Regions from separate parts of the Mus musculus genome. Here all the other regions are linked to region 1. The links are chromatin loops, found by intact Hi-C in ENCODE. Cell type or tissue: heart. All regions are shown on one strand.

The links. A loop is a pair of places that touch in the nucleus more often than their neighbours do. Peaks named below come from ENCODE experiments on the same cell type or tissue, not always from the same donor. Only the 100,000 strongest peaks of a DNase experiment are listed, where the experiment ranks them.
Region 2: it touches region 1 in a loop (2.2-fold over the local background); 7 of 42 quality-filtered maps call a loop at or near these places.
Region 3: it touches region 1 in a loop (2.2-fold over the local background); 11 of 42 quality-filtered maps call a loop at or near these places.

Annotation. Positions count from the first base shown.
Region 1 is chr9:108,447,884-108,455,883 of GRCm38, reverse strand. Klhdc8b (kelch domain containing 8B) reads left to right here and starts at 3,083. Exons shown (of 6, transcript NM_001359428.1): 1 at 3,083-3,567; 2 at 4,493-5,008; 3 at 6,099-6,263; 4 at 6,593-6,817; 5 at 6,957-7,058; 6 at 7,399-8,000. The coding sequence starts at 4,633. The coding sequence ends at 7,595. It also overlaps a transcript of Ccdc71 not described here. In heart, a CTCF peak has its summit at 3,066 (motif pointing right); DNase peaks (open chromatin) are centred at 3,253, 3,303, 4,633, 5,843 and 1 weaker place; H3K4me3 peaks cover 4,389 bases; H3K27ac peaks cover 5,597 bases.
Region 2 is chr9:108,378,513-108,386,512 of GRCm38, reverse strand. Usp4 (ubiquitin specific peptidase 4 (proto-oncogene)) reads right to left here. Exons shown (of 22, transcript NM_011678.2): 14 at 7,886-8,000; 15 at 7,160-7,248; 16 at 4,961-5,185; 17 at 2,358-2,428; 18 at 1,998-2,116; 19 at 1,557-1,706. Among named protein-coding and RNA genes, the nearest start is that of 1700102P08Rik, 10 kb to the left of the region's middle. In heart, a CTCF peak has its summit at 3,239 (motif pointing left); no DNase peak of the experiment used is centred here.
Region 3 is chr9:108,394,092-108,402,091 of GRCm38, reverse strand. It overlaps 1700102P08Rik (RIKEN cDNA 1700102P08 gene), which reads right to left. Exons shown (of 4, transcript NM_053216.2): 3 at 6,707-6,798; 4 at 4,322-4,899. The coding sequence ends at 4,634. Among named protein-coding and RNA genes, the nearest start is that of 1700102P08Rik, 5.3 kb to the right of the region's middle. In heart, no CTCF peak of the experiment used is centred here; DNase peaks (open chromatin) are centred at 331 and 791.

The sequences.
Region 1 (8,000 bases):
CGCACCCAAGAGTCTTCTTGTCAAGCTCACCACTGCCACCACTGCCTGAGGTCTCTTCCCATCTGGCTACTCTCACCCAGCTTCCCCTCGAAGGTTCACTGGTTGCTATCTTGAGCCAATCATGCAGTGAATGGTGGGGAAGCAGAGCCAAAACAGCACATTGCTCCCACTGCTCCCACTGCCTCCACTGCCCCCACTGCCTCCACTGCCCCCACTGCCTCCACTGCCACCACTGCCTCCACTGCCACCACTGCCTCCACTGCCACCACTGCCTCCACTGCCACCACTGCCACTTCATTCCTTCACAGATATCAGAACCCAGCTTCTTCGGTATTTCGGTATGGATGGGAGACTAGTGGTTTCTCTAGGAACCCTTCAATGCCAGATTGTGACTCCTGAGGCACCAGACTCCAGGACCGAGTCACCAATGGATTCTCAGCCTGTGGTGAGCATGAAGAGAGCCACAATTGTAGCGCTCAGACTGTATGATGTAAGTCAGTCTATTAAATTCCTTTTTATCCTTAAATTTTTTAAAAAAGATTTATTTATTATTATATCTAAGTACACTGTAGTTGTCTTCAGATGCACCAGAAGAGGGCGTCAGATCTCATTACGGATGGTAGTGAGCCACCATGTGGTTGCTGGGATTTGAACTCAGGACCTTTGGAAGAGCAGTCGGTGCTCTTAACCATTGAGCCATCTCTCCAGCCCCCTATCCTTTAAATTTTTAAAGATTTATGTGAACACATACTGTTTGCCCGTATGTGTACGTGTGTGCATGTGCATGCCTGGTGCCTGCAGAGGTGAGGAAAGGGTTTCCGATCCCAGAACTGTAGTTCAGCCATGTGGGTGCTGGGAACCACACCCAGGTCCTCTGAAAGAGCAACCAGTGCTCCCATCCTGCAAACTGTCTTTCTGTCGTCTAAAGCCCCTGTGGTTTGTGTTCATTCTGTTGGTTTTGTTCCCCTGCAGAGTGTGGACTAATACACATGGTGACTTTTCAAAAGCAGCTTTGATGCCTAGAGATGGAGCTCAGTTGATAGAGTCCTTGTTTAGCGTGCAAGAGACCCTGCGTTCGCTCCTCATCACAGGTAAAAACTGGGCAAGGTAACCCCAGCACTTGGGAGGAGGGAATAAGAGAATCAGAAATTCAGTCATCCTTGGCTATGTAGCAAGTTTGGGATTAGCCTGAGCTACAGGAGATCTGACTCAAAAAAGAAAAAAAAAAGTTCACTGGGGCCTTTCATCCCAGCACTGGGGTTGAGGAAGAGGCAGATAACAGATCGCTCTGTGTTACAGGCTAGTCTGGTCTACAAGGCGAGTTCCAGGGCTGTCAGGACTGCTGCACAGAGAACCCTGTCTAGAAACAAACAAGAATTGCAATTGCTTCAAAAACAATTTGGAGGAAGAAGTAGCAAGAGACGAGGTGGCAGATAACAAGGCAGTGGCATCTGGGGACAGATGGCTTCAGAATTCAGAGGGAGCAGAAAGAGATAGCCTTGACTTAGACTGGGAGACATTAAAAAGCAGATGCTTGTAAGTGGTAAACAGTAGGAAAGCAAGCAGAGGGGGCTTAGAACAGGGACAGTGGGGAACATGAGGACACGAGAACATGGGGTACATACCAGAGCCCCAAGTGAGGAGCAGCCTGAGGATGGGAGACTTGGCACTGAGTGGTAGAGAAGGGCCCTTTAGAGTCTGTGCAGTTTGAGGCCAGTCTTTGCGCCATCATTTCTAGACATGCCCTTCACTTCAAACTGACAACCACTGAGAGAGCTATAGGCTCTATTTAGTCATAAAGAAGGGTTCATCCACATTTTGGACAGTCAGAATTTTGGGCATGCAAAGGCATTAGTACTGTATGATCCCTGGGGATGTGAAGGTGGGTTTCTTAGGTCCCCTTGTTCTTGGGAGCAGTAACAATATAAGACCCATGTTTCTAGTCACCTCCCAGAATCCCCAGGTTGCAGTTACCCACGGTGGTAACTGATGGTACCTCCTTTATTGGCTGCTTTCCTTGGTCTTCTTGCTACTTCTCTGCGGGTGCTTCCTGGCTTCACCTCCTACACTAACCACACACACTTGTGTCACTGCCTCAAGATCTGCGTTGGGAAAATTAAGCTAAACACTGTACACAAAAGGGTCGGAATCAATGAGCAGACACAGACAAGTGCAGGAGCTGTTCACACAAGCTTTCCAACTGGAAGCTTCGGCTGATCAGAATGCTCACAAGATAGGCTGAGCCAAAGTGTGAATCAGAGGTAGGTGGATGCAGCTGGTCTTTGCTACTTTGTGGGTTTTTTTCCCACCCTTCATCCCCCAGTTTCAACCCCTATCACTAGATAGGAGAGAAAGAAGGATAGAGGGGAGAGATAAATAGAGGTCCTTGAATCTAATTTCTTTTGACAACTAACAAACTGCAACTAGTCCCCTCCCCACTGATGGCCAACAACCACCCATCCACCCCCCAGGGCTCTCAAACTTATATCCTCTGAGAAGTACCCAGAATTCCAAACATAACACAATCACAGAAACTATGTGCAGCTGGCAAAACCCTGCTTTTGCTAGAACACAGGCAAATCGTAGTCAGCTGCTGGGAAGCAGCCCCGTATCTCCACACCTGGCATTAAAACAAAAACATATTCCTATACGATTTCTCTGATGTTAAAAGAAATCAAAATTTCAGAATTCTCACTCCAGGGGAGTCTTTGTCACACCAGTTTGCTATCACATGACCACGGAGTTGGCTAGAGATGAGCTCTGTACCCTGAAGATGAACAGTCACCCAACCTCTGAGTAGTAGCCCCAGAGTAGCATTAGGCAGAGAGACTCCTGGCATCTGGCTGATTGTGCACATCCACTGCTCGGATCGAAGCAAAAATAACCTACTTTTCTATAAAGAAGGTCTAGATAGGCCCCAAGGCTAGTACAGTCTGCCCCTCCACCCTACAAGCTGCTAGTCTCCATATACACTAAGGGATCTTTTCTGTGTCCTGCTTTGTGTCATGGTTAGGACAGCTCGGCTGGGCTCCCCAACCAGAGGCCCAGGCTACAGCCCTAGTGGCCTCTAGGGGGCGCCGCTGGGAAGCTTGTGGTTTGGCACCTCCAAGCTCAGTTGTGATGGGCGGACTCCGACCCCTAAAGGCCCCAGGTTCCACTGGCTAGCCCCTGGCTGATTGTACCCAGAGTGGATCCGACTCACAACGACACCCGCCTCCGATCCCACCATACCGGTGTTGTGTTGCTCGCCGCTGCCTCATTTCTATCATCGCCCCAGGTAGAGCCCTAAATCCTGGCCGGCCGGATGTCCATATGCCTGTCTGTTCATTTTGGGTGACCGTGGGTCGGTGCGCCCTACTCCTGCCGTGGCATGTGCAGAGTTAAGGCGGGAGGAGGTTTCCCCGAATCTGGGGAGGGGGGAGCGAGGGGCGGACCCGGTCCAGCCCCGCCCCACGCCGGAGCGGTGCGGGAGCCCCACCAGAGCCCAGCTTCAGCCCTAGCCGGAGCCAGCGGAGGCGGAGGCGGAACAGCGGACCCCGTGCCCTGGCGACATTTGAGATCCAGCAGGTGAGTCCCGCGGGAACCTCGCGCAGGGGAAGTTTGGGGCATGAAGGATAGAACCTTAATTAAACCCACTAGCCAGACCCGCCCCCCACTCTCCTTTGAGTTGGAAGTTTGGGGCCAGGAGGCCGTCCCTGTTAAATCCCGGGACTGAGAGTGGAGACCCCCAGCATACACATAGAGACATAGACACAGAGAGATACACACACAGCAAAAGGGGAGGCTAAGGAATGTGCTCTTGGGTGGGGGGTGTCAGGAATCCAGCCGTTTATTCCTACAGGAAAAGCCCTGGACTCAGGGACCTTCTAATCCTGTGCTCAAGAGATTCTCTACACCAGCCTTTTAAAACCTCCTCAGCAGGGAATCTGCTGGCATCGCCACACCCATAAAGGATGGACTTCAAAGGGAGTGTGGAATCCTGGAGTCTAGCCCCTTTGGGTCTCGCATATGAGACTGGCCTTTTGCTGATATAAATGGTTATACCTTGTAGAAGATCCTTCTTGTAAGGACTACAGGATGAGGGACCCTGATGGCTGGACCCAGGTTGTTGAAGGCACACTAGATGCCAGTGTGTAGAGGATGCAGAACTCTCTTGGAGCACTGAGATAAGACTTGTTGGGACAGGAAGCACGCTAGGATGGAGATTTGGGCTCTATCTTCCCTTCCACTCTAAATTGATCAAGTTACTATTTGCTAGTTCTTAAGGTTGGGGAGGGAAGAATCCCTCATGTTCCCACAAGAACCGAGAACGCCTTCTGGGTACCTGGAATCTATTCTTCCCACTATAGAAGGACCTTCACCAGTAGAGTGTTAGTCAAAGGTGTGGGTCTTTCTGCACGAGTGGTTTTGGGCCTGGCCTGCCTTCAGCTACATGTTGTTCATCTGTTTCTTGACAGTGGCCCTGACCCTTTGTTTTCTGCCTCCCCTCCAGGTCAAGGCAAGATCCCTTGGACTGGGCAGACACACCCATCCAGCCCTGACAGAATCAAGATGAGGCCTTATCATGTCCCCCCAGTGAGGCCCACAGCCTGAGCAGATACTATGGCCTACCACGGGCAGTGAGCGAGTACCATGGCTGCAGGAGGTGGTCGGGCCTTTGCTTGGCAGGTGTTCCCCCCAATGCCGACTTGCCGGGTATATGGTACAGTGGCACACCAGGACGGACACCTGCTGGTGTTGGGGGGCTGTGGCCGGGCTGGGTTACCTCTGGATACTGCTGAGACTCTGGACATGGGCTCACACACATGGCTAGCACTAGCACCCCTGCCCACTGCCCGGGCTGGTGCCGCTGCTGTGGTTCTGGGTAAGCAGGTGCTAGTGGTAGGCGGCGTGGACGAAGTCCAAAGCCCAGTAGCTGCTGTGGAGGCCTTCTTGGCTGACGAAGGCCGCTGGGAGCGCCGGGCTACCCTCCCTCAAGCGGCCATGGGTGTTGCGACTGTGGAGAGAGGTGAGTGGCTTAGAACATCCCTCAGTTGCCCCAAGCTTCCTTTTTTTTTCTCTTGCCGGAGAGTCCATTATCACAGAGGCTGGATAAGTGCCGCCTTGGACATGGCTTTGCCTCCTTTCTCTTACCTAGGCTTGCCGCAGTTTACTGTTAATTGCCTTTTCTGGGCTGTGAGGTGGGGGGTCAGAGCCCAGAAGGTCCCCCAGAAAAATGGGAGACCCCAGCCACTACCCTGTCCTGTTCTTTGTAACTAAGAGGCAGTGGGGGGTGTGGCCTAATGACTCTCTCATAGTTATAAATAGTATGGAGGGGGAGGGGAGCAAGGCCTTGGCTCTGAGCCCAGCAAGTGCTTAAGTGCTTAGTGCCCCCCCCCCCACTACCCCTAGCACACACCAGGGATCCTGATGTGGACAAAGGCCAAGCCGACCTGGAGATGGTTGCCATGGAAGCCCCCAGCTGCCAGGCAATATCACCCAACGGCCTGTGGATGTGCCCCTAGCTGACTCTGAGCACCTAACAGCTCTATCGAAGCAGCACGGTGTAGAGGTGCTGACAGGGTGCCAGAGGCTGAAAGCTGTGGCCAGCGCCTCTATCCCACAGGTCCAGCTCATCTCCCAGCCCCAAGCCTTCACCAAGTTGATGCCCTAAGTTCCCTTCCCAGACTGAGCTTCATGCTGAACAAATCCTCTTGTAGCCTCTACCACTGTCTTACGCTACCCCTACCCCCTTAGGGGACCTGCCCCCTACACACACACACACACACACACACACACACACACACACACCTGGTGGCCTCCGGGTCTGACCACCAGTCCCAGGCTAGCCTGCTAAGATGCCAGATTTGGTTGCCATAGCGTCTCCAGGGAGACCGGGCTGGATTATAATTAGATCAGCTGCCTCCTGCTCTTCACTTAGAGGGGCCTAGGCCAAAGCTGGAATCCCAGTTCTCCTAGCTCCAACTTCAGACAGGCAACAAAGTTTTTGATAAACACAAGGGTTTCCTTCCACCCCTGGGTCTGACCGAGGGAGCTGTCAGGGTGGGGTCCACCAGCTAGACATGGTTGTATAGTCTGAACTACTCTCTTCTGTGCAGATGGTATGGTGTATGCTCTGGGGGGAATGGGTCCTGACACGGCCCCCCAGGCCCAGGTACTGGTATATGAGCCCCGCCGGGACTGCTGGCTTTCGCTACCCTCCATGCCCACACCCTGCTATGGGGCCTCCACCTTCCTGCACGGGAACAAGATCTATGTCTTGGGTAAGGGCTGAGGGATGTGGGAAAGGGGGGAAAAGAGTCCAGGAGGTTGCCTAGATTAGGGATCAGTCTTCATCTGAGAAGTTAGGATTTGAGATGCTTTGGTGGGTGGGTGGGGGCTAATCCAGGTCTCTTCTGAAGCCTCCTTGGTGGCCCAACTGGGGTTGGAAAATCACATTCAGTGCTGAGGGTTTACGTGGTCTCATGGTTACTCCATGAGCAGGTATGTACGCAGCTGGATGTCGGGGCCTGGGGAGGACAGTTCAGCAACCTGGAGAGGACACCACCAAGCCCTTTGGGCTCTGTCCCAGGTGCTTCAATTCCTTTGACAGGAGGCCGCCAGGGCAAGCTCCCAGTGACTGCTTTTGAAGCTTTTGATCTGGAGACCCGTACATGGACCCGACACCCAAGCCTGCCCAGTCGCAGAGCTTTTGCTGGCTGTGCTATGGCCGAAGGCAGTGTCTTTAGCCTGGGTGGCCTGCAGCAGCCTGGGCCCCACAATTTCTACTCCCGGCCGCACTTTGTCAACACTGTGGAGATGTTTGACCTGGAGCATGGTGAGCAGTGTCTGTTTTACTGTCTCCATGGGACAGAAGGGAGTGCGTGCGTGCGTGCGTGCGTGCGTGCGTGCGTGCGTGTGCACCCTTGCATCTGCATATGTCTGTGTGCATACACCTTACATCTTCTCTTTTTCAGGCTCCTGGACTAAGCTGCCTCGTAGCCTGCGGATGAGGGATAAGAGGGCTGACTTTGTGGTTGGCTCCCTTGGGGGCAACATTGTGGCTATTGGGGGCCTTGGTGAGTGTCCATGGAAGGAGTGTCTCTGAGCAGGACCACCTTCTCTAGGCAACAGTGGCAGAGCTTTGGGAGATCCTTGCCTATCTATAAATCAGGGAACATGTGATTCACCTGACTTAGCTCTCGCGGTGTCTGCCGTGCCCGACTCGGGGCCCTAAGACACAGGAGCAGAACAGATGATGGAGTGTGACCAAATAGACAAAGCATGAACGAATGAACTTGGGCAGTGAGACACAGAACACTCCTAGGTCATGAGGGAGGAGTGCTTACTAGGCCATTATCCAAGAAAGGGAACAAAGGGGTCTTCAGCCCCTTACCATCATCTATGTGCCTCTTCCAGGGAACCAGCCATGCCCTTTGGCCTCCGTGGAGAGCTTCAGTCTTGCACGGAGACGCTGGGAGGTGCTGCCTGCCATGCCTACGGCCCGATGCTCCTGCTCCAGCCTCCAGGCTGGGCCACGACTGTTTGTTATTGGGGGTGTGGCTCAGGGCCCAAGTCAAGCGGTGGAAGCACTGTGTCTACGGGATGGAGTCTGAAGACCTGGTGAGACCCATCTACCAGGGCAGCTCACTATAGAAGCAGATCGGGCTCCTTTTTGATGCTGAGGGTGCTCCCCATGGCTCTGTGGGATGAGGGAGGCACAGGAGAGGGCACCTGAGTTACCGCCTCAGGAGCTTGGGTTGGGGAGCCTTTGTCTTTAGCATAGGACACACATGCTCACACCTATTTTTATCACCATCCACTCACGAACCATAGCTAGCTCCACCTATGCCCTAGAAGTTACTAGGCCCTCTGTCAACTCTGACACGTGAAGAGCAGAGCATTGGCCTCACGGTCTACAGCTTAGGCCCTAAGAGCTGACCAGGCCTTCTCCAGTGGCCAGTCTGGAAAAGTCTGAGCTTCCAGCCTTCCTGGAGGGGTTCCTGGGGACCCCAGGAGTA
Region 2 (8,000 bases), 69 kb after region 1:
AGGCGTGGTGGCGCACGCCTTTAATCCCAGCACTCGGGAGGCAGAGGCAGGCAGATTTCTGAGTTCGAGGCCAGCCTGGTCTACAAAGTGAGCTTCAGGACAGCCAGGGCTACACAGAGAAACCCTGTCTTGAAAAAACCAATAATAATAATAATAATAATAATAATAATAATAATAACAATTCTTGGAAGCTTCAGGGAATCGCCTTGAATCGACCTCTCACAGGTCAAATGGACTCCAGATGGACTCAGTCAACAGCCTGTTTCCTCACCTGCCTGGTCCTGAGCCTGGGATCTCTCCTCTCCCCCTTTCCCTGGTCTTGGGACTTCCCGTTCCCAACTACTAGGACCACGGGCCTAAAAGTTTCTAATGCACACCTAAGAAAAAAATTTCCCCAAACTCCTTAGCTTTAGCTTCTACCCTTAATATGTATCTGCTTGAGCAGATTTCTAGTCAATTAAAGGCTGCAAATTGCTCCAACTGCTAACTGCATGTCCCTAGCCCCAGATGATCCTACAGAGACTGGAGAGCAAGAACCTGCTCTAACCTGACTAGGCTATCATTCCATCATTTTGTTTTTTGGTTTTTGGTTTTTTTTTTTTTTTTTTTGGTGTTTCGAGACAGGGTTTCTCTGTGTAGCCCTGGCTGTCCTGGAACTCACTCTGTGGACCAGGCTGGCCTCGAACTCAGAAATCTGCCTGCCTCTTCAAAGGAATAAGGGGAGTGACTCAATCGTGCATAATTACTTTCTGCTGACATTAGGGAATTGTTGTTGGGGGCCAAAAAACTGGATATGTTAGCATTACCTCTGTATTCTGCACTGAAATCCACACTGCAGAAAGAGCTGGGGACAAATTTTAGGAGTTGGTTCTCTGCTTCTACCCTGAGTCTGGGAACAAATCCAGGTCAGCAGGCTTGGGGGTCAAGGATTCTCAATGAGCTGCCTAGTCTCACCAGCCCATTATACAATTTTCAAAAATAAAGAAAAGGTAAAAAATAACAGTCAGGCTGAGGCACAGGCTTCAATCCCAGCACTCAGGGGGCTAAGACTGGCACTGAATGACAGAGTGAGTTCCAGGATTGCCCAGGCTGCACAGAGAAACTCTGTCTCAAAAAACCAAAACAAACAAACAAAAAAAGTAAACAAAATTTTAACTACAAAGGTGGCCTTAAACTCAATCAATGATCCTCCTGCCCGAGCAAGGAATTACAAGCATGCGACACCACACCCAGCTGAACATCAGCTCCCGCGGGTAGGCTAACCTGGTTGCCTCGCCCTGTTAATAAGAAACAGAACTGAGCCTGTGCTGTCCTGGCTGAAGCCAAGTTCCCTGACAGCAATGACGGCCAGGACAGGCCACAGACCAGTGTGAGGATACAAGCAGATCAGCAGTGACACAATCAGCAGGACTCTTCTAGTAGTGACTTTTCCCACGAGTAGGGGAAGGAAGGATTGCTCCACAAGTCACAAGTCAACCTCCCAGAGCCAAGTACTACAATCTAACTCCAGCATCTATCTTCTCACCTCCCTCCTCAGCACCTGTGCACACACCCACCTGACTGGGAACTCCACCACGGTGTCAAGTTTATCCCGCCAGTATCTGTTATAGGAGAAACGCTTGAGGTGAACCACCAGGATCTTGGGCAAAGACCACAAGTCAAACTTCTTTGTTGCCTGCTGGTGCTTCTTACAGGTGGGACAGTACCTAAAGACAGAAGAGACTTACTTAGCCAGGGCAGCAGGAGGTCACAAGGAGACCTTCCAGGCAGGACTCAACCCCAGGACTTATGAACAAACCCCTGCCTTCTCATCAGAGCAGTGGCTTTTCTCAGTCCAGCAAACAGTCGTCTCTCACACACAAATATTTACAGAACTGCTTAAGAAAAGATGACCTGTCCAGGCACAGGAGGAGGTTTCTGTGCACACAGGTGGTCCCAGCAAACCTCAGAGCCTAGGGTACATAGGTCCCCTGCTCAGAGCTCGGGGACTTGCATACCAGGGGTCATGCTCCCCAAGGGTCTCCATGGTGGTGAAGAGCTCGATGCACTCTCGCAGGGCTACTGCCGCCTTCTTCTTCTTCTGCGGCTGTGACATGCTCAGGTGCTTCTCACAGGCCTGCGGAGAGAAGCACTGAGTTCTGCTGTGAAGCCTCCTGGCGGCTCACGGGATGCTCAAGCTCTGCCTGGAATATACCGTGCTTTCTGCAGTCTCTGCACACAGAATGGCAGTCTTGGGTGCTTTTCATTTCAAGTCATAAGGAAAATTTAACTGTTGTCCAATCAATGAGATGAACATCAATGTATTTTCAGAGCAGAAGCCAGAACACAGCACTGACCACAAACCCCAAATGACATACCTCAGATTCTTGCTCATCAAAGTAAAGGCTTCGGGTCTCACTGTCCCAGTCAATGGCCAGTGTGGATCGAGCTGTGGAGGGGACCATAGTGTCACTCATTATGGAATGACCAACACCAGGAGAGGCTCTCCAAGTGAGAAGGGCCACACTCAGGCAGCAGCACCACACCTGCTCACCCACCACCAGCCACTGAGGAGAGCAATGCTAGAACCTGGGGCAGCCTTTTTGAATCTCAACCTCCCACAGCTTCAAAGTCTCCCCTAATATTACAGATAACCCCCAAAACCCAGAATCTGACAGGCGGATTTCTGAGTTTGAGGCCAGCCTGGTCTACAGAGTGAGTTCCAGGACAGCCAGAGCTACACAGAGAAACCATGTCTCGAAAAACAAAACAAAACAACAAAATAAAAATGTAAATGGGAGTGTAGATATGGCTCAGAGATTAAGAGCATTTTCTGCTCTTATAGAGTACCCAAGCTCAGCTCCCTACACCCACACAGTGGCTCACAGTAGTCTGTAGTTCTAGTTTCTGGGGATCTGACAACCTCTCCTGGGCTCTGTGAGCACGAGGCATGCATGTAGTAAGCTTACAGACAGGCAGCAATAAAAACTCAGATAAAAGACTGTGTAAAGGGAACCAGGAACTACAGTGAGTGCTAGAGCCTCTGCCTTGTATGTGCAAGTTCCTGAGGTCAGTCCTTAGTCTTGATAAATACATGAAACATTTAAAAAGCTGGAGGAGGCTGGAAAGATGGCTTGACAGCTAAGTGCCCTGTCTGCTCTTCCTGAAGACCCAGGTTCAATTACCAGCACCCAAAGGCTCTTGATTGTCTGAAATTCCAGTCCCGGGGGATCGGATGCCCTCTTCTGGCCTCTGCAGGCACTCATATGGTGCACACATATATATACATGTAAAATACCCATTCACATAAAATTTTTTTGAAAGGTATGGGTTGGGCTGGAAAGATGGCTCAGTAGTAAGAGATCATTTATTACTCTTGTAGAACACTAGGGTTCAGTCCCTAACACCCAAGGCGGGAGCTCATAATTTATTACAGCTTTAGTTCCTCTGCAGGTCCCAGGCACACATAGTACACATACATATATGCAGGAAAACACTCAAACACATAGAATCTAATTTTTTTTTTAAAGATTTATTTATGTATTTACTTTATGTGAGTACACTGTTGTTCCCTTCAGACACACCAGAAGAGGGCATTGGATCCCATTACAGATGGTTGTGAGCCACCATGTGGTTGCTGGTAATTGAACTCAAGACCTTCGGAAGAGCAGTCAGTGCTCTTAACCGCTGAGCCATCTCTCCAGCCCCAGAATCTAATTTTTAAAATTAAAGCTGGGTAATGGTGGCAGGCACCTTTAATACCCAGCACTTGGAGGGCAGAGGCATGGATCTCTGTGAATTTGAGGCCAGGGATACAGAGAAACACTGTCTCGAAAAAACAAAACAAAAAAAAATTTTTTTTAATTAAAATGAAGGGAAGGTAAAAAATTAAAAAAAAAAAAAATGAAGGGAAGGAAGGGCAAGGGGGGGAGGAGGGGAAGGGGAAGGGGGGGAAACTAACATAAGTAGTTAAGGTAGAAGACAAAGGGTGCAGCGTCCGCCCTGCCCATGGAGGCATCGCACATGATGCATGTCCACACCCCTAGAGATGCTTTTTCCCCAAGCGCCCAAGCGCTGTCCTGATTACAATCCACAACTACCTCTAGCTTCATCATATACAATTAAGTATTTTTACGGAACAAAGAGACAAATGCACCTATTCTTATGAGTGAAGCAAGTCTACAGAAATGCTCCTAGCATGACCCTAAGAATCACTGAGCCAGAGGAAAGCTCTCGCAGAGCAATGGAAGCCTGTTTGCTTCTGAGGTCATGAACATCAAGGATTAAGGTGACAGCTGGGCATAGTGGCATATGCCTGAAATCTAAAGACTCAAGAGATAGAGACAGGAAGGTCAGAAGTTCAAGGCCAGCATCAGCTACATAGGAAGTCTGGGTTAGAACCTCCTGGGGTTAGAGATGGTGAGGAATACTTCTTGCTCTTGTAGAGTTCAGGTCCCAGCATCCACTTGGTGGTTCACAGCAGTAATTTCCATTGTAGGAGATTTAATGCTGTCTTCTGGTGTCCACTGATACCAGGCACAAACATGGTGCACAGACATACAAGTAGGTAAAATGTCAACACATAAAAATGGGGGGGGGGGGCGAGCGTGGTGGCGCACGCCTTTAATCCCAGCACTCGGGAGGCAGAGGCAGGCGAATTTCTGAGTTCGAGGCCAGCCTGGTCTACAAAGTGAGTGCCAGGACAGCCAGGGCTACACAGAGAAACCCTGTCTCGAAAAACAAAAACAAAAACAAAAATGGGGGGGGGGCTTGTCTTAAACTTGCCACTCTACTACCGAAGGGAACAGGGTAAAACTCCTTTGAGAGATGTGTGTCCTCAACCGTTCTCCAAGGCACTCAAATGTCTGACCCTAGAGCTACATAAAGAGTTACCACCTGATGTAGGGGATATGAAGTAACACGATTCCTAAAGAGCTCTTATGTGCCCCAAGTCTACCTGAAGGGGCAAGCAAGCACTTACAGTTGAGTTTGAGGAGTTTCCCGTCAGTTGCCAGTGAATTGATATCAGCAGTTCCACAGGAGTTCACGAGGCTGAAGGTAAAGAGCCTCTTGTGCCTCGGCTGGCCTTTCACCTTTTGGGCGCTCTCGCTATGGTCATCTCCCTGATCGTCCTCACCACTGCCTTCCACTTCGGAAAGCTGCTCTTTTCCTTCCTCTTGATGATCCATTTCTTCCTCTTCATCTCCTGATACACATGAAAAACAATCTGTGAAGTCCCATACTTAGCCAGGTATGGTGATATCTATCTATAACCCAAGCACTCAGGAGGCTGAGAAAGGACAGTGAGTTCAAGGCCAGCCACAACCACATGACAAGTTTGCAGCTGGTCTGGATTACAGGAGACCCTACCTCAAAACAACATAACCCACAAAGAAACCATAAAATATTTATTTACTCTAAAGTGCATTATTATTTCCTAGTATATTTTGTTGTATATATATTTTTAAAGATTTATTTATTTATTTATTATACATAAGTACACTGTAGCTGTCTTCAGACACCCCAGAAGAGGGCATCAGATCTCATTATGGATGGTTGTGAGCCACCATGTGGTTGCTGGGATTTGAACTCAGGACCTGTGGAAGAACAGTCAGTGCTCTTAACTGTTGAGCCATGTCTCCAGCCCCTTTGCTGTATATATTGAAGTGCATCCACCCCTATACATCTCCATAGTTATTAGATACTTGATTTAACAAGTGACTGCCCCCAAGAGGCAGACAAAGCATGTTATTCCATGATGAGGTACCAGATACCCAGAGAATGAATGCATTTACTTTGTTTCTCAAGAGAGAGGTGTTTGTTTGTTTGTTTGTTTGTTTGTTTTTAATAGCCCTGGCTGTCTTGGAATTTACTCCATAGACCAGGCTGGCCTGGAACTCAAGAGATCCACCTGCCTCTGCCTCCCAGTGCTGGGATTAAAGGTGTGCACCACTACCACCACTACCACCACCACCACTACCACCACTACCGCTGCCGCCACGGTTGAGAATTTAAGTGAGTCTTTTGGCAGCAGCCCCTCACATCACATGGTTCTCCCCTTGACTTCATCATTAGCTTCCCAGAGAGATGCACTAAAATGGAACACTCAGTACCCAAGAACAGTTTTGCAAGGAAGAAAATCTTAAAGTCAGATTTAAAATCTTGCAATCTCAGTGCTTGGAAGGACTGGGAAGGAAAGTCAAGCGAGTGTAATCTGCACAGTGGGCTCTAGCCCAGCCCGGGTTAGAGCAAGCAAGCGAGCGTAACCTGCACAGTGGGTTCTAGCCCAGCCCGGGTTAGAGAGACAAAGGGAGCATTAAAGTCAACAGAGAAAGGCATGTGCTGCATGAGTGTGGGGATCTGAGTTTGCTCCCCAGAACCTGCATAAAAACAAATGGAGAGAACTAACTTCCAAAACGTCACCCTCGGCCTCCACACACACCCATGCATAGACAATGCACACACGGATACAAGAGTAATACACAAAAAACTTAAAAACCCAAAGAATTCAGAGATGACTTATGGATTTATAGGAATAAAGGCACATGATCACCTACACACTGCAGACCAGGCACACTGGCCACAGGAAGGGACGGAGGCCTTGGGGTTTGCAATGAACCCACTGCACTGTTTTTCAACTGTGACTTTCTTCTCTCCTATGACCTAAACTCAGTTGTTTCCTAGGAAGTCAGAAATAAATGCCCAAGATAGCCAGCTTCAACCTCCTGATTAGCTGGCCGGGAAACCTGTCCTTTTAGGGCAGTAAAGGGTCCCCAGCCATGCTGAACGGTGTGTACGAGTCCATGCTAGGGAAGTAAATGCTAACAGATAAGGAGGAAACTCGGACTCCGGGAGCTCGGGAAGGGAGCACAGCAGGCAGTGACCATGCAAGGCCTTGATGACCAGCACTGTACAATCAAACAGATCTTGGCCCTGCTTCATAACCTTAGCCTCGTTACCCAGTACTTCCAGGCTCAGTGTGTCTGAGACAGAACACAATGTGTGTCAGCAGGAATCCAAAACCATTCTACAAGATCCAAAGGTTAATGGTGACTAAGAGATCCTACACTCTACCAGTCCAGACTCAAATAAATCCATGTGTTTAACACCTTCCAAGAGGAGGGAAATCAGGAGCAATGAGGTCATCACAGCCCCACAGCCCCACAGCAGGAGTGCTTACCTTCATAGCTACTCCTAGAGCCATTGCAGGCCCCAGGCTCTAAGGGTGAGCTGAGAAACTCATCAGGCAAAGGCTGTTTTATGTAGCGGCTTAAAAAAAAAAAAAGATTGTTAGTATTAACATTTAACTCTTTTTCTACAATACAGCTATGAAGCAGTACGTAATTCACATATTCAGATATCCATAAGCATAATGTAATGGCTCAAGAAATTAAGAACCACCTAAGAGATCACAGGTTAACTTACTAAGTCAATAAAGATACCGAGAAAGGCTGGTTCCAGGTCTTCTGGGAATGTCATGTGCATTATTTGATTTGATTGCAACAGTGTTTTATGGTCCCCAGGCTGGCCTCTAATTTGCTATATACTTAAGGGAAACTTTCAGCTCCCAATTCGCCTGCCTCCACATCTCACGTGCTAAGGTTACAGGAGTGCACTGTGACCATGCCTGGTTTACGGGGCTGTGGAGAGTCAACACAGGGGTTTGTGCATGCTAGGCAAGCCCTCTTCTCCTCCAGCTGAATGCCATTCAGCACCCTCCATCCTAAGGTAGTTGATAAGATTACATGTGCCAGCTACTCCGTCCTGTTAGCCTCTGCCCCCCTCTGCCCCTCTCAGGGTCTGGCACAGTTCCTTTTCTCAAAGCTGAGTACATGGTATCAACAGAAAAACAAGTGCAAAACCCATTCATCTCAGATAACCATGCGATTACATTTCCAGTACCAACCTGATACGATCACAAACAGCCTGGTACAAAGACTCTAGGGTTAGCTTATGCTTAGGGACAGAGACAAGAAGGGGCTGTCCATAGAGCACAGCCCCCGAGGAAGCACTCGACGGCC
Region 3 (8,000 bases), 54 kb after region 1:
AAAGGTGAGGGACACAGGCTCTCCAACTGCACTGCCTGTTTCCTCCTATTCCCTTGATTCTTCTGGAATCTTCTCTGAGGTTCAAGAGAAGACCAAGGAGTTAGGGGAAGTAGAACAAGAGGTTACTGTAGTGGAGAGCAGGAGGCACCCTGGTTAGAATCCTGAGAGCTAGAGATGAGAAGGCAGGTTTCAGTGCCTGATGGAGCAGAGACTTGCTAATACCCAAGTGCCCTGGCATTCAATTATAGGGCCTTGAAATGTATCTAGGTAGCCTGGGTGGCAGCCATGCTCGGGAGTGTGGGGAAACACTGCCATGTAGTTGGCCTGAGGGCAGTGCCAATTTCAAGCTCTTGACTGCAGCTGTTCTGCCCTTGCCTGGACTACCTTCCTTCCCACTGCTATTTAACTCTCTCTTGGCAACAGGCCCTTCCTAAGCCTCCTCCAGCCATCCAATCTTTTGTTCTAGAAACATCTGTAGACTATCTCTTGCCTTATTATCTCAGTCTACGTCTGAAGCTTTGGATTTAGCATATTGGTGGACTGCAGCCATGGAACCTGAAAATCACAAGGATGGATGGGCCCAACCTCTCATCTGCCTTATGCTGTGATTTGAATTTGCAGTTTGCAGCTAGCAGGTTCCACTGCGCCTATTTATTCTTGAATTTGCCTTGTTTCTATTTTGATTCTTGTAATCCAAATTGCACTCTGGTGTTTCCACGGAAACAATTCAGTGATTGTTTGGTGTGCCAAGATGAACTGTGGGGGAGGGAAGCTGAATGACGTCCAAACATTTCCACGTTTGTCAGGCATGACCAGGGTCACCTGCCACACAGCGTGACTGCTTTGGACTCTTTAGTTCTACTAAATGCTGTGTTCTAGGCTTCTCTATCCTCTTCAGCAAATTCCTGGAAACCATTCCTCTTCCTGGCCACTGAGCAGATGACAAAGACAAGAAGGGCCTTAGGGGCACATTAGTGAGCCAGGGGATGTAAATGGGTGAGGAGGAGGTCGTCCTAAGCCCACTTGAGTAACCTGGGTCTGCCATGTTTCCACAGGGATGAAAAATAACCATTTGGATGATATTTAACATGAATTCCTTATTTCCTCAATCTAATCTTCATATAACGCCTTTTCTAAAGGGAAACCTACCTTTCTGGCCAGGGGGAGCCTGGATTCACCTTCCTCGTCTGTCTTCTTGCGTTGGGCCCACATTCCCAAGGGCCAGTAACTCCACCATAAGCAAAATCACTTCAGAGTGTTGCATGGTTAGGGTTCCGTCCTCATCCTTCAAAGCCCTGATGGAGACTAGACCTTGACCTGTGACCCCAACTAGGACTTGGCTTTGTGAGACCTGTGACATCCAGCCTGAGGATCCAGAGCCCTCAGGTCAGGGGTCCTATAGGAGTCCTGTGTGGCTGGAAACCATCCCTTCAGTTCTCACAAACTGTGACAATTGGTGACATTATCCAGGGCTGATGGATGGAGATGGGGATTAGGACAGGGTGAAACTCAATGAGAAGTGCTATCCTGGTCTGGATTCTGGGATTGATCAGCAGACACACATGATTTCTTTATACTGAAATGATACATATCTACTGTAGATAAAAATAGAAAATATTTTTTGTAATAGGTGGGAGTTGATTGCATTTTTAAAAAGATTTATTTTTTATGTATTGAATACACTGTCATGTCTTCAGACTCACCAGAAGAGGGCATTGGATCCTATTACAGATGGTCATGAGCCACCATGTGGTTGCTGGGAATTGAACTCAGGTCCTCTGGAAGAGTAGTCAGTGCTCTTAACCTCTGAGCCATCCCTCCAGCTCCTTAATTGCATTTTTTAAATGTTAAGTTTAGGAATAACTTTAGATTTATAGAAAACCTCAAATATAGTGAGCATGAGTGTATTCTCCCTGGCTTTTCCAGTGTTGGCATATAACTGGTGTATCTGTCAAAACCGGGAAGCTCTCCAGACATTAGCCTCAACCTTCAGGTAGCTTCCACTCGTTGCTACTGATAGACATCCTTTACCATTTTAGCTCCAGTGCTTAGCCATTGTGTCTTCTTAGTGCCGGGAGGTCAGGGGTTTTGAAACATTTTTTCATGACCTTGGAAAATCCTGGAGTTCTGACCTCTAGAATGTCCTCTTGTGTGGGTCTGTCTAACCTTGCCTCATGGTTATAGACTGAGGACTGTGGGTTTGTAAGCATATCGCAGATCTGAGGTGTTCTTTCTCAGCTTTGCCTTGTACACTAACTGTGGTTCCCAACCTTCTGTGACCCTTTAATACAGTTCCTCGTGTTGTGCTGACTCCAACCATAAAACTATTTCTATTACTACTTCATAACTGCAATTTTGTTATAAATTGAAATGTAAATATCTGAAATATCCAATATGTGAACTTGTAAAAGGGTCGCTCAGCTCCACGGGAATGGAGAGCCACAGGCTGAGAAGCACGGTACTATCAGTAGTCAGGATGATCTTGGCCTCCTTAGCCTCCTGCTTAATTTCCTAAGTGCTGGAATTACAGGCATTTAGCCACCACACCTACATCTTTTAAGATTTAATCTTTTTTTTGTTTTTTTGAAATTTGGTTTTTGTCATCTGTTCTCTCCAGACCCGATAAGACTGGGTTGGGTCCCTTTGTGTAACAGCCCTGGCTGTTCCTGTCCTGAACTCACTCTGTAGACCAGGCTGGTATTGAACTCAAGAGATCTGCCTGCCTCTGACTGCTGGGATTAAAGGCGTATACCACCACCACCCAGTGAAAGATTTCCATTTTTATGTGTATCTGTGCTAGTGTGTTACATGAATACGAGTGCTAGAGGAGACCTAAAGAGGCCTCTGGAGCCCCTGAACTTGGAGGTGTAACAGTCATGAGCCTTCCATCCTGGGTGTTGAGATACAGACTGGGTCCCTCTAGAAAAGCGGCAAGTACTCACAACTGCTCTGACAGCAAACCTACCTCTCAGGCCGGCCCTCTGTATTTTTGGAAGAGTCTCACTACATAAACTTTTCTGACATGCTATTCTCCTGCCTAAGCCTTCCAAGTTCTATGATTACCAGTGTGCACCACCACACCGGTCTTCTTGTTGGTGACATCTATGTGACATCAATGTGACATCACGGGAGAAGTCGCAGGATTTGTTGGGACTGCATGTTTTTCCACTCTTAAGTTTATGCTCTTCCTTTAGTCTTTGGAGTAAGGGTAATCAAACCTAATTCATTCTTAAGGGTAATGATGGGGTAAGAAGGGCAGGAACTAAGCTCTATCTCCACATCTGCTGGTACACACCTTTGGCAGGCAGAGGCAGATCTTTGTGAGTTCAAAGCCTGCCAGGTCTACATAGGGAGTTCTAGGACACCTAGGGATATATACAGCCTCTCAAAAAACAAAAGCAAAACAAAGTCCACATCCACTTGAGCAAGGCACTGGCGTGTGAACACGAATCTCACATAGGCCGGCACCTCTCCATCTAGAGCAGCCTGAGCAGAGATGGCCTAGGATGCAGTGAGCAGTCACAGTACCACCTCTCACTACACAGGCTGGGAGTATTTTCTGAATATGCTACCCCCTGCAGGGACTAAATGGCAGCTAGCCCACAAGAGCCACTGGTTAGACTTGGCCTTTTCTCTTGCCTCAGGCAGGCAATGCCAATGAACATCCCTGGTTGGAAACCAGTTAGCAATCATCAGGGAGGTCCATTTGACCAAGTGGATAAATGTGCTGAGAGATTGCCAGGTGATGGCATGAATGCTCCATCACACACCAGTCAAGTACCAACTGAGCCAAATCCTGAGACCAAACTAGCTGTGAACAATAACTGAGTGATATACTCTGAGTCAGCTCACCCATCACCATTTTTTTTTTCTATGCTAACCTTGGGGCAATGGCCTGGTTCTCCACACCGTCTTGGCTCAGCTAAGTGCTATAAAACTACTCATGGTGGGCTGAAGTGGTCAGGTGTGAAGGTGGACAGGTAAACCTTTGCTTACCTTCCCCTGCCTGCCCTCAGCAGGGTCCACATAGCTGTGGAGGATTGATTAGGTAAGGGGCCTCATGGGATATCCTAAAGAAGGCAGCCTGGGATCCTACCAGAAACTGATTGCAGCAGACCTGGACAGAGGCATTGCTCTGTGTAGGGTAGGGCTAGGGACTTGAGGAAAACATGGGACTGGGTCCCTGTGTGCAGTGTGTGCACTGTGTGAGGAGAATAGAGTACACAGGCAGGAGAGGGCCCAAGTCAAACTTCTGCCTGAGCCTGGCTCTTCTGAGAGGAGCTTACCTGTGATGGGCTAGCCCCAGGTAATAAACCCACCCTTTTTATGGTTCCTGGATTTTTATTTTTCCAGGGATTCATATAAAAGAATACAAGGACAAAGAGCAGAGGCACAACCTATAACCTATCCTGGGGACTGTATATATTCAACACTAACCAAGAATACACTTTAAAAAAAATGTCAAGTCCAAAAAAAACTTTTCAAACATTTCAAAATAACAGAACTAAAACCTGGGCTCTCAGCTCAAAATGGGATTCAGCAGAAATTAAACAAGGTGTGGCAATTTGGGCTCTGCCAACCCCTCGTGAAGACTTGTTCTGGTAACCACTGTGGCTGCTGACATCCACTCTCCTCACTCTATTTGGTATTTAAAAGAAGTCATCAAGTTGTAGTCTTCTTCCAAGTCCAGAACAGTCTCAACTATATTCTGATCATCCAAAGCCTGCTTGAGGCTACCAGGGTCAGCATCCAGAGCCTTCTGAGGACTCTCATCCACAAGCAGGGCCCAGGCTTCCTCCTTGAAGGGTGAATCTTGGCAGTGTCCACACACACGGTTCAATTCATTTTCAAATTCTAGTTTTCCAGCCAATTCTTCAATAGTTCGGATACTTGTATGGTCTTAAAACAACAAGGACAAAAAGGACATACGGCTTTACAGCTCTACTTAGAAGTTCCTGAGGACAGTCCAGGCATAAGATAAAAACCACAAAACTGATGTACTCATGAAAGAACCTGTCTAGCCTGATACCTGATAGCTACCACAAGCTAGCAAGCCCATAGACACACATAAATAGAAGAGCACTGCCAACTGCAGAATTCCTGTCCCAGCACAGACAAGCGAGCACCAATATAAGGTGGGCCTGATACCTTCCCTTTACCCCAGAATTCATCTGACCCCAATCATCGGTATGAATTAAACACACAACATAGGCTTGATTTAATGAAACTCCATGACCTATGGAGAGTGACAATATGGTATGAAAAACAGGGTCCTTCAGGTAATCCAAATGTGGACTGGTGCTGGCGAGGTCTAAGGAAATGACAGGTAGAAGCAACGGCCAGAGACAGTCAGTCCTCCAAAGTTATAAAGGTTCTGGGGCCTCCCACTGGGCCCTTTCTAACCTGTAGATTTTTCCAGGTCAGTAGTTTCTGGCAATGCCTGAGGGTATGTATCCCTCCATCAGGAGCTGCTGGTCCACTGTGCAACACAAGTCATTTAGAAACAGCACACAGACACAGAACATACAGACACAGGACGTTTGTAGGATGAGTGTCCAGCTGCTGGGTGTGGTAGTGCACAGTGATAATCCCAATATACAGAGGAATCAGTAGGAAAAATTTCAGTTTGAGACTAGCCTGGCCTACCCAGCCAGATCCTGTTTGAAAAAGGAAAGCTTGGCATGGCCCTAGGGAGTCTCAAAACTAAACAATAACCAAAAAAGTGGGGGGTGGCCATGGAGAGATAGATGACTCAGCTGTAAAGAGGACTTGCTGTTCTTGCAGAAGACATGGGTTCAGTTCCCAGCACCCACATGGCTTACAACTCTGAAATTCCACTTCCAGGGACTCCCATCACCCTCTTTTGGCCTCTATGGGCACAGGAATGCACATGCTATACATACATACATGCAGGCAAAATACTCATACACATAAGATTAATAAAAAGAAAACTGGGGCTTGAGAGAAGCCTCATCAGCTAGCAGCCCTTACTGATCTGCAAAGGACCTACGTTTGGTCCCTAGCACCCATGTCTGGTGGCTCACGACCACCTGGGATTCTAGCCCCAGAAGGATGCAATAGCTCTGGCCTCTAAGAGTGCCCACACTCACATGCATATACCCACACTTAAGACACACATAGACATAATTAAAAATAAAATTAAAATATGAAAAAATAGGACATATAGTACTATGCTAACTAGCTACTTCTAAGGGAGATGTGAAATTTTGGTTTTTGCAACAGTCTGTGGCCTTGGCTGGCCTGAAACTCAATTTGTAGACTAGGCTGGCCTTAAAATTCCTATAGATCTGTCTGCTTCTGCCTTCTGAGTACTGGAAGGATAGGCGGGTGCCATTCTCCCCAGCTACAAGGAAGACTTCTTCCACTACAGTAGAACAGTAGACTATCTGCTGTCTCTTCCCCCTTAGGCCTATATCCCTTTTTTTTTTTTTTTTTTTTTTTTTTTTTTTTGCAGCTCTACACTCAAGGACTAAGGCCTAGAAGCTGCTATCTGCTCCCCAGGGACCCCCAGATCATTATTAGAAACTGTAATGATATTACTGCTGTGTGACCTCATTAGGTTATCAGTTCTTTGAAGAAAGGAATGGTATTTGATTTTTTTCATTGTCTGCTGTGAGCAAACAGCAGATGTGTGGACTCCTGGCGTGTTGAAGGTCAGAACATGTGGTCTGGGCTCTCTACTTACCAATCATGTCTAGCAGATCCTTTGTGACCTCTTGGCTAGAACTGCTGAGCAGTACATTTGGGTCAGCTTTTAAATCTCTCTCCATATCCTTCCTGCGGTCCAGATTGGGGGCGGGGTTGAGGGGAGAAGATGGGGAATTAGATATTCTTTCAAGAAAATATTAAAAAACTTCAGAAAATCCAAAACACAACCGATTTATTGTTTTTGAGACAAGGTCCTCACTATACAGTCCTGGCTGGCCTTGAACTTACTGTGTAAACCTGCTTCTGTATCCTGAGGGCTTGGGATTCAAGACATTAGCCATCTTGCCCAGCCAAGACGAAAATGTACTGGTGACCACCATTTATGCTATGACAATATCAGAAACTGGAAACTAAATCCGTGAAGAAACTAAGAGCCGTAATGACCCATTCCCATTACAGGCTGCATTCATCTTTATGAAACCAATACATATATTTGCAGTTAAATGGCTTCTCAATTTCTTGATTTTGGGATAGGCAAGATGACCAGACATTTATGTCCCATCTCATGCAATCATCCCTGATCTAGGTCAGGATGCCTGGGATCAGGCAGTTTGTTTACTTAATAGGCCTAAAGGAGACAGTCCAAAAGCACCCCCCAGCCCCCAGGGACAAGTTTTCTCTGTGTAGCCCTGGCTGTCCTGAACTATAAACCAGGCTGGCCTCAGTCAATCTCAGGTCTACCTCTTCTGCCTCCCAAGGGCCGGGATTAAAGGTGTGTGCCATCACCACCCAGCTGCCAAAAGGTTTTTAAGATGGGTGAAACAAAAACAAGGTAAATCCAGGAAGCAGGGCCTAGCCATAGACTTAGGTGTGGGAAAGGACGGTAAAAGCCAATGCCCGGTCTCTGAACATGTTATTACAACGCTGCACATTATTTTTTGTGTTTAAACCAGGTTTCTGCAGGGCTGACAGTTCACGCCTACATTTCTTACACTTGGGTCTTTGCGAGTATGACAACCCGAGTTGGCTCCCTGAACCCACAGGGCAGAGTCCACTCCTGAAAGGTTCCCTTTGACTTTTGTAAGCATGCTGTGGCTATACACACACACATAGAATTTTTAAAATGAGAAAAAATTGGCAGCTGGAGTATGGCTGGCTCAGTGGTTGAGAGGGCAGCACTGGCTGCTCTTCCAGATCTGAGGATCCCACCTGGTACCTAACAACTGTCAGTAACTCTAGTTCCAGGGGATGTGATGCCACAGCCTTCTGGCCTCTGCAGGCAAAACATCTACATGTACAAAAGACAAACATTAAAAAAACTTAGGGAAAAT